Regions from separate parts of the Homo sapiens genome. Here region 1 is linked to region 2. Evidence: read pairs that join two places in POLR2A ChIA-PET (ENCODE). Cell type or tissue: OCI-LY7. All regions are shown on one strand. Links, peaks and the distances in the headings refer to the core of each region. The heading gives the core; the rest is flanking DNA.

The links. ChIA-PET counts read pairs that join two places held together with the same protein. Peaks named below come from ENCODE experiments on the same cell type or tissue, not always from the same donor. Only the 100,000 strongest peaks of a DNase experiment are listed, where the experiment ranks them.
Region 1: POLR2A ChIA-PET joins it to region 2 with 5 read pairs; 4 of 35 experiments call an interaction of 5 or more read pairs at or near these places.

Annotation. Positions count from the first base shown.
Region 1 is chr4:113,586,324-113,590,724 of GRCh38, reverse strand. The region is part of intron 4 of CAMK2D (calcium/calmodulin dependent protein kinase II delta); the gene reads left to right. Among named protein-coding and RNA genes, the nearest start is that of CAMK2D, 170 kb to the left of the region's middle. RefSeq lists an enhancer at 2,180-2,349. In OCI-LY7, for the core only: no CTCF peak of the experiment used is centred there; a DNase peak (open chromatin) is centred at 1,664.
Region 2 is chr4:113,765,042-113,769,442 of GRCh38, reverse strand. No RefSeq gene overlaps it. Among named protein-coding and RNA genes, the nearest start is that of CAMK2D, 5.5 kb to the right of the region's middle. In OCI-LY7, for the core only: no CTCF peak of the experiment used is centred there; no DNase peak of the experiment used is centred there.

The DNA of each region.
Region 1 (4,401 bases), core at 93-4,092, 180 kb after region 2:
ATATTAATTAGATTTTTCATAAATGCTTTTGAAGTTTATAAGTTTTGAATTACAAATTAGTAATCTAAAATTAACCAGAACTTTTATTGGAGCCTCAAAAAAAGCTTTCAAAGTAGAACTGGAAGAAAATTATAATTTATGATCTTGTTCATCTTTCTTCTTTGCTGTTCTCGTGTAGTGATAGACGTGTTAATGAAAAGTTTTATGCATAGGAAATTGACTATCTTGAATCATGATTATCCATTGACTTTCACTGTAATTTCTTATATTTCTTGTTAAAAGGGAGGATGGGGAATCAGATTTTAGAATTTTCTTTAAAGGAGTTCTGTCATTCTCCTAAATAACATACTTTTTTCTTCTGTGTCTGATATATTTCCATTTAATTGCCTGATGTTTCTCTTAGCAAGAAATTAAACCAATATACTATCAAGTTAACCTGTCTGTCTTCCCTATCAGATAGATCTCTATCTATATTTGTTTTCTCAGTGTCTTGCTCAGTTTCTGGAACTAGAAAATGCTCAATAAATATTCATTGAGCCAAAGTGAATGTTTAAGATTCTACATTCATTTATCCATTCACTTATTCATTCAACAGATACATTTAGTGTTTTTTTATGTAGCTGGTACAGTGCTGGTCCCTGAAGCCCAAAATGAGTAGGATTTTGTGCCTCTCTTCAAGATATTTTAAGTCTTTTGAATATTCATTTAACCTTATTAACATGCATATATTCAAAATATCATAGAGGTAATTTGGCCATACCATAGAGGTAATTTCCTTCCACCCTTTTGTATCTTCTTTGCGGGTTCTTCCTCATCTCCCAGACATTTAAACGTAGGAGTACAAGGGCTTGGTCCTTGGGCATCATGCATTCTCTGCTTATACTTGCTTCTTAAGAATCTCATCCAGTATCATGGCTTTAAATTATTCCATCTATAAGCTAATGATATCCAAATTTACAACTGCTACTCAGACCTCTACCCAAACTCCAGACTTGCGCATTCTGTTGCCTACTCACTATCTCTACTTGCATGTCTAATTGGCATCTCAAATTTAAGATATCTAAAACAGTTCTCCTCATCTCTCTAAGGTCAAAGTTACTCCTCTTAGTGGCAACTCCGTCTTTTTCAGGCTCACAGTCCAAAAACCTTAGAGTAATTATTGACTCATTGCGCCCTTCTCTTACTTACCATATTTGACTCATCAGCAACTCCTATTAGATTCAAAATACATTCAGAAACTGAATATATTTCACTCCGCTCCAGCCATACTGCCTTACTCATAGCCTGGTGCATGCTAGGCATATCTCAACTTCAAGACATTTGCACTTCTTGAATCTAATATATTCAGAACTTGAATCTGTCAGAACTTGAATATATCTTGAATCTCCACAGCACCCCCTTGGCCAAAACCATTATCATCGCTTGCTGGATCACTGTAAAAGTGTCCCAACTAGTTTTCCTCTTTCTACCCTCACCTTCATATAGTCTTCTCTCAACACAGTAGCCAGAGAGTTCCTATCAAATTCCAAGAGCATGCCACTCCTCTGCTCAAAACACTCCATTGCCACATTGCCTACTGCTCTCCTTCTGACCCACTCAGCCCCAGCCACACTGCCTACCTCACAGCCTGGGACATGCTAGGCATATTGCAGCTCAAGGTATTTGCACTTCCTCTTTCCTTGGCCCTGAGTGTTCCTCTCCCAGAAACCTGCATGGTCTCCCCAGCTCTCCTCTCAGAGCTTGGCTCACAGAGGCCTTCCCTGCCCACCAATCTAAAAGTTGATCTGCTTTCTTCACCAACTTTTCTTAATTCCTTCCTTGGCTTTTTTTTTTTTTCTTTTTTGACACCACTATTAAACTACCATGAATTAATTTATCTGGTTAATTTTCTATATTACCAACTATGACGTAAGCTCCATTAGTGCAGGGACTTTTTTCTCTTTTGATCACTATTATCCCCAGTGTCTAGAGCACATAACAGATGTTCAATAAATACTTTTGCAGAAGAGCACATGAGAAAACTTCTGGGAAGAATATAGCATTGTTTTGCAAAGGGTTTAAAGAGTTGTAAGTGAATGTTTTAGGTTTTCTTTCATCTACTTGCTACTTTGGTTACATAATGGTGCCTCAGTGCCAACTATTGCCTAAGTAATAGTTAATTAGTATGCTCAGAATCATAGAAATTGATTTTTGGTCAGTACTAAAACTAGAGATTTGGTTTAGCCAAGTATCTGCTTTTGAGCAAAATGAGACATCATGATACGTTTTAAGAAATGAAAATAGTTATGCCTGTATGGTCTAAATAGAGGCAGTGTTGTCTCACATGGTATTTATGATGTACTTAAATTGAAATATGATTTTTCTTTATTATTATGATGCTTAATGATTTGAAGTATCAGTATGTACCATTTACCTTGTCTTTTTCTTAGAAACATTTGGCTACTTATTTTTAGCCAGCAAGTAAAGTAGGATATTCAATTACCCGGGGAGCCTGATACTAATGGCTATAATTATTTAAGCAATTGAAGTCTTTCCTGTCATTTTCTTTCTCAAACCCACAAGGTGCCAAGACTGAAACATGCAACGTATATACATGGATTAATATATTTTCTCAGTGGTTGCATTCTTCAATGGAGTCTCTGGAAAGAAAGACTCTTTTGTTTGCTTTTTTAATCTCTTATTTTGGAATCTGAAAACTATTCAACCCTTTCCAGAAATGTTGACCCAAATGGGGCATTTTCATGGGCAGAAAGAAATATTTTCTGCCTGCTCTTGCTTGAACAAAGAAACCTACTGATCTGGATGACATCATCATCATATTTGGCTTCTTTTCCTAGTATTATTGATGATACAGACTTTTTCGAAGGGTATGCTTAGCTGATAATTGTGAAACCCAAAACACTTGGGGACTATGACTAGCGTGTACTGATGATAGACAGCCTCATGCCATAGGAATTGCAATATTTAGACCTTTAAAATTTAGGCCCAGAGTTTGGAAAAACTTTATAACTGACTGTTACTAATAGTCTGGAGAAGGAAGAACACTTTCCATATACACTTAGATTTAAAGCATTGTTTCTGTAACTTTGTGTTTCAATATTAACTATTTCTCAATGAAACTATTTCTCAAAGCAACCTCAATCCTTCAGTTCTCTTTAGTTGTTCAGATAATCTCTTCCTAAAGAAAGCAAAAAATAATTAAGAATAAAGACCCTGCTCTTCCTTTTGAGTGTTACGGTGTGAAAGAGAGTTTTAGAGACTGGGATGTTGTCTCTGCTGAAAAACCTAACTATGTGAATAAGACCTAAGAGTAAAAAGCCATAGTCACAAATGAAATTTGCCTCAGGCGCATGTTACTGAATTGCCTTTATCAGCATGTGAAATTACTTGAAAGTCATTTTGATTTTGTAAAAGAATGTCTGGCCTTAATAAGAGTGAACATTTGTTAAGCACTTACCATGAACTCCTCCTTCTCAAACTGACAAGCATATACACATTGTCTCATTGACAGTAACTCCATAAGGTATATAGTATTATTCTAATTCTTCTTTACAGATGAAATTGAGGGAGGAGAGTTTATTTGCTTTACCTAAGGTCACAGAGTAAGTGGCTGTGCTAGGATTTAAACTTAGATTTGCCTGACACTGAAAATAGTGCTATGAACAACTGTAAAATATTGCTTTATATTTACTCTTTAGCAGAACTTAGATGATGGGGTATTATGTGCTTGCATTTAGTTTTGAATGGTTTGTTTTTATCTCTTTCCTTAAAACAAAAGTTAACAAGAGACTTTCTGAAGTCTTATTTTTTATTCAAACTGTTTTTTGTATCCCTTCCTTGTTCCATGACCCTGTTCTTTTACCTGCATGCCCTGAACATGGAGCTAACGGACCACCAATTTTGTCTCTTTATTACTATAACCAGCGAATATTCATAGATAGAGGCTTTTCTGTAAGCTTCTGGATGTTATAAGCTCTCAATCAGTAGTACTGGAGTGGGTTTGTTTCTTAAATAAAGAGATAAAGCCTAGGTTTGTGAGAGCTGGTTCTATTTGGACCAAAGCATGATCAGAAGGTGTTTTAGTAACAGAATTGAGCTGAGCCTCACAACCTAGGTTGTTCTATTGAGAAAAGAAGTGTGAACAAAACCTTTGTAGCTAGAATCACATGGATTGATTTGGGGGTGTTTTGCTGAAAAGTGGTTGACAATAACATGTAAAAATTAGTGCATTCTTCAGGACTCTTTATATTGCAAGGGGCAGCAATCCAAAATAGCTTTGGCCAAAAAGTTAACTTATTTCCTCAAATAATTGAGAAAAATCTGTGAGTTGACCTGGTTTCAAATGTTGCTCAATGGTGGCCCAAATTCAGCTGGTCTCAGGTCCTCTTTTCTACTTTATTG
Region 2 (4,401 bases), core at 308-4,307:
ACAGGAAGTTTATTTCTTTGGTCAGGGCAAGGGTTCCATATTAGCAGCAGCTCTGTTGTATGAAGTCTTTCAGGGCCCCAGGCTGACAGTGGTTCTGCAATCTTCAATATGATACTTATAAGATTGCCCTAGGAATTGCCATCCCAGTCGTTCAGAGACTGAAGAACATTAGAGAACATTCCAGAACATGAACCAGGTCTGGAAGCGGCATATATCACTTTTGCTCCATTTCTTTGCCAAAAAATTAATCTCAAAACAGGAAAATCTGGTATTCTAGCTATGTATTCAGCCCAAACCTTGTTTGTGTAGTAAGATGGAACAGACCTTGGTGGTTAGGTTTAGCCACATGTGTTAAGTCATTAGGCAAACAGATTTTTAAAACTTCTTTCTGCTTTTTGAAGGAATGAATCAACAAGTCTAAGCCAACTCTAGGAAACAAAAAAGCAGGAGAATAAGAAATAACAGGGCCCTTGACTATGTAGGAAATGAATAAGTAGCACCTGAATAATAATAAATTAGCACTGGTCGAGGTGGCTCACGCCTGTAATCCCAGCACTTTGGGAGGCTCGAGGCTGGCGAATCACCTGATGTCAGGAGTTCAAGACCAGCCTGGCCAACGTGGTGAAACCCCATCTCTACTAAAAATACAAAATGTAGCCGAGGGTAGTGGTGGGCGCCTGTAATCCCAGCTACTCGGGAGGCTGAGGCAGAAGAATCGCTTGAACCTGGGACTTGGAGGTTGTAGTGAGCCAAGATCGTGCCATTGCACTCCAGGAGAGAGTGAGACTCCATCTCAATAATAATAATAATAATAAATTGGCTGGACATCTCATTACGTAAATGAGACAGAGTACTATAATTCTGTAGGTTTGGTGATAATAGATTAAAAATATATTCTAAAGTCTATTTTGATTATAGTTTGTATTAGCTACCCGCTACATAGCATGTAGTGAATCCTTGGTATTGGCCCCTACATGATGAAAAAATAATTTTCGACTTTTGACCAAGGTAATTTAAAGGCTAAGCCATTGGCTTTTAGGAAAAGTTAACTTTTAAACACCAAGATTGTTGAGATAAATGCTACCCTCCTCTAAAGCTACATGAATCAAGAGAAGAGTACTGTTAAAGGAATTGACAAAGTGATAAACTGAACGTAATGAAGAGTAATGAAATAATCCAATGTAAATGAATATATGATTTTTTTTAAAGGTCTTTCAGGCCAGGCACAGTAGCTCACGCCTGTAATCCGTGCACTTTGGGAGGCCAAAGATTGCCTGAGCTCAGGAGTTTGAGACCGGCCTGGGCAACATGGTGAAAGCCTGTCTCTACTGAAATACAAAAAGTTGGACATAGTGGTGCATGCCTGTAGTTCCAGCTACTCAGGAGACTGAGGCACGAGAATTGCTTGAATCCAGGAGGTGGAGGTTGCAGTGAGCTGAGATCGCACCACTGCACTCCAGCGCCTAGGAAGCAGAGTGAGACCCCGTCTCCAAAAAAAAAAAAAAAAAAAAAGGTCTTTCAAACAAGTGGGAAAGGATAAAGATGGACAGATGGACTATTCAGTTAATGCATTGGCAAAACTAGCTATCCATTTGAGGGGAAAAGAAAATGAAAGTAGATACCTGCCTGCCTCAAACCATTCAAAAATTTTCAGACAGGTTAAAATACTAATCATAGTAAGTATAACAATATTGGAGGATCATGTAAGGCTTTTTAAACCTTGATAGATTTTGGTCTTTATTTCAAGATCACTGGAGGCATACCTGAAACATTTTAGCAAAGGAATGATGGGATCAAATTTATTTTCAAAAGATGTTTCTCTCAGCTGTGTGTAGGAGAGGGAAGAAAGCACAATTATTAATGCAGTTAAGAGGTTGTTTCCGCAAACTGGTTAGAGAAGACAATAGTTTGATCTAGAATGCTGGTAATGAGAAATGCAAGATAATTCTAGAAATGTTTAGGAGTTAGGGTATGTGTGGGTACAAGGAATGAGTATGAAACTAAGCAGTGAGTAGTTTGAAATGCCTGGTAGGGTGTACTAAAGACTTTTTGAACTTTTTTCCTAAAGATATATGGGGAGCTAATAATGATATCTATACTGAGAAGAGACATGATAGATTTGTTTAGTATGAATTCCTCTGAATCCAAGTGAGAAACGATGGTGGCCTAAACTAAGGCATTTGCAGTAGGAATGTTATGATGTATATGGACTTGTGATTGATTGTGGGATGACCCTGAAATTTCACTGAGATATGGAGGAGGTGCAGATGTAGAAGGAAGACATATTAATTTTAGACATGTTGAGTCAGAGGTGCAATGTCCAGGAGGAAGTTTCCTGTAGGGAGCGGGCAATATGAGTCTGAAGCTCAGAAAAAGACCTTTGCTACAGACAGAGATTGCAGGGTCATTAGCACTTTAGTATCCAGCTGATTCTGTTGGTGCTTCCACTCTCCGTTCTCTGGAATCCCAGTTCTGTGCCCATGCCCTAGTTCTGTGTGCATACCCCACTTCTGCAGTCTTTTCTTGTAATAGCCTCTACCTGTGACTTTTTCCTCAGTGGCATACTCTGGAGCCACTGGAGCTGTTCAACCCGCCAGGAAGGACGGCCAGACCCTGACCCCAAGGGAGTTTATGTCCGTTTGTTTCCCTCTTCCATTGCTAGTGATCAATGAATGACTGGTGAAGAAATAGGAAAGCCCTTGCTTTGAGGGTAACAAAACTGGGTATAACATATACTCCAGAGCTCCCTGAAAATAAGGCTGATGCTGGGACTTTACTTGAAGGCACATGCTGCTTTTTGTTTTTGCATTGTTTTTGTCCCATGTTCTCCAATTCTCTACTGACAAAGAGTCTCTCCTTCACCAAATTTTAGTTAGGCTTCTCTCAATCCTCTTTCCTACCCTCGACGTTTGAATTTCCATGTCAAATGTTTGCATCAGCCCAATTTTATTAAGAATCCTGCTAAGTTTGTTTATCCAGAATCTTCCAGCCTGCCTTCAGTAAGAATCTTGTTAGGTAGGTTTAGCCAGACTATCCCCTTACCTCAGAAGTTTCCTTTTAGTAATTTTCCATTCATCTACCTTCCTCCACTCCCACTCCTTAGATATAAATTCCCACTTTTCCTTTTTTTTTTTTTTTGCATTTGAAGTTCAGCCCAATCTCTTTCCCCTACTGCAAAACCCCCTTGCAGTGGTAACTATACCTACTGTGATAGTCTGAATAAAATCTGTCTTACTATACTTCAGCAAGTATCATTGAATGAGATTTTTTTCTTTAACATTATCCTTGTCCCTGGAAATACTACCTCAATAAATCCCTTTTCCATACATTCTTGTCTTAGGGTCTACATCTGGAGAGTCAAATTTAAGACATATGATAATTAACACAGTGATAGCTATGAAGGCAGCCTAGGAAAGCTGTGTAAAATGAGAAAAAAAGGCAACCTAAGATGGAATCCTAGGTTGAAAGCACTATCACTTACCACAGAGGCAGAGAAAAAAGAGACCAGGAATGATACTGAAGAAAAGAGGCAGAAATGTTGTGGAATGGGTGAGGTATTGTGAATAGAAAGTGTGGTATCAGACATGAAAACCAACAGAGAGAATTTCAGGTCAAGAGTATGAAATTATACAGAGAAGTCAAGTTACTTCAGGATTACAAAGAATCAACTAAATATTGCAACAAAGGGGCCTCATTATACCCTATTAAAGATTGGGCATTTTTAATATTTGGAAAGTCAAGACTGTTAATACCATAATATTGTTTTTTTTTTTTTTTAAAAAAAAGGTATTTTTGAGCACCTGTTGTGGCAAAAACCCTGTGCTAGTGATACAGTGGGGGGACTGAATGACAGTCCCTGCCAGGAAGGGTCTGACAGTCTAATTACAGTCCAGTGTAATAAGTGTTTGCAAAGTTGAAAGTCAATGAAAATCATTAGAGGTACACAGAAGAGTCAAAATCTGTTATTTTCTTTATTAATGACTCTATAACCTTTTATACAATTATTGTGTATTATACATCTTATTTAATGTACCTTCCTACTGCAATTCTTTTAGCAGAGTGTCAGGGAAACATGTATGTTCATGGAGGGTCAAGCATGCTGACCAATGTACTTGCAAGTAATGCAAAAGAGACATTTCTTCATTGTATGGATATCACTTGTTTTCTTATTTATTTGCACATTTATTTTTATTTTTAGGAAAAAGATTCTTTCAGCACATGATGAAACAAAGAAAATATCTTCTGTTGTTAGCTTTGCTTTTATGAATAGTTTGTTTTTTAACTGCAAATTCATCTTGCACTAATGGATGGTCTGGTAAACAGATTATCTGCTCATCAGTAGACTGTCTGGCTCTATATGGTTTAGTTATCATAGTTTGGAAAGGCAGCAACTTGCTGTTA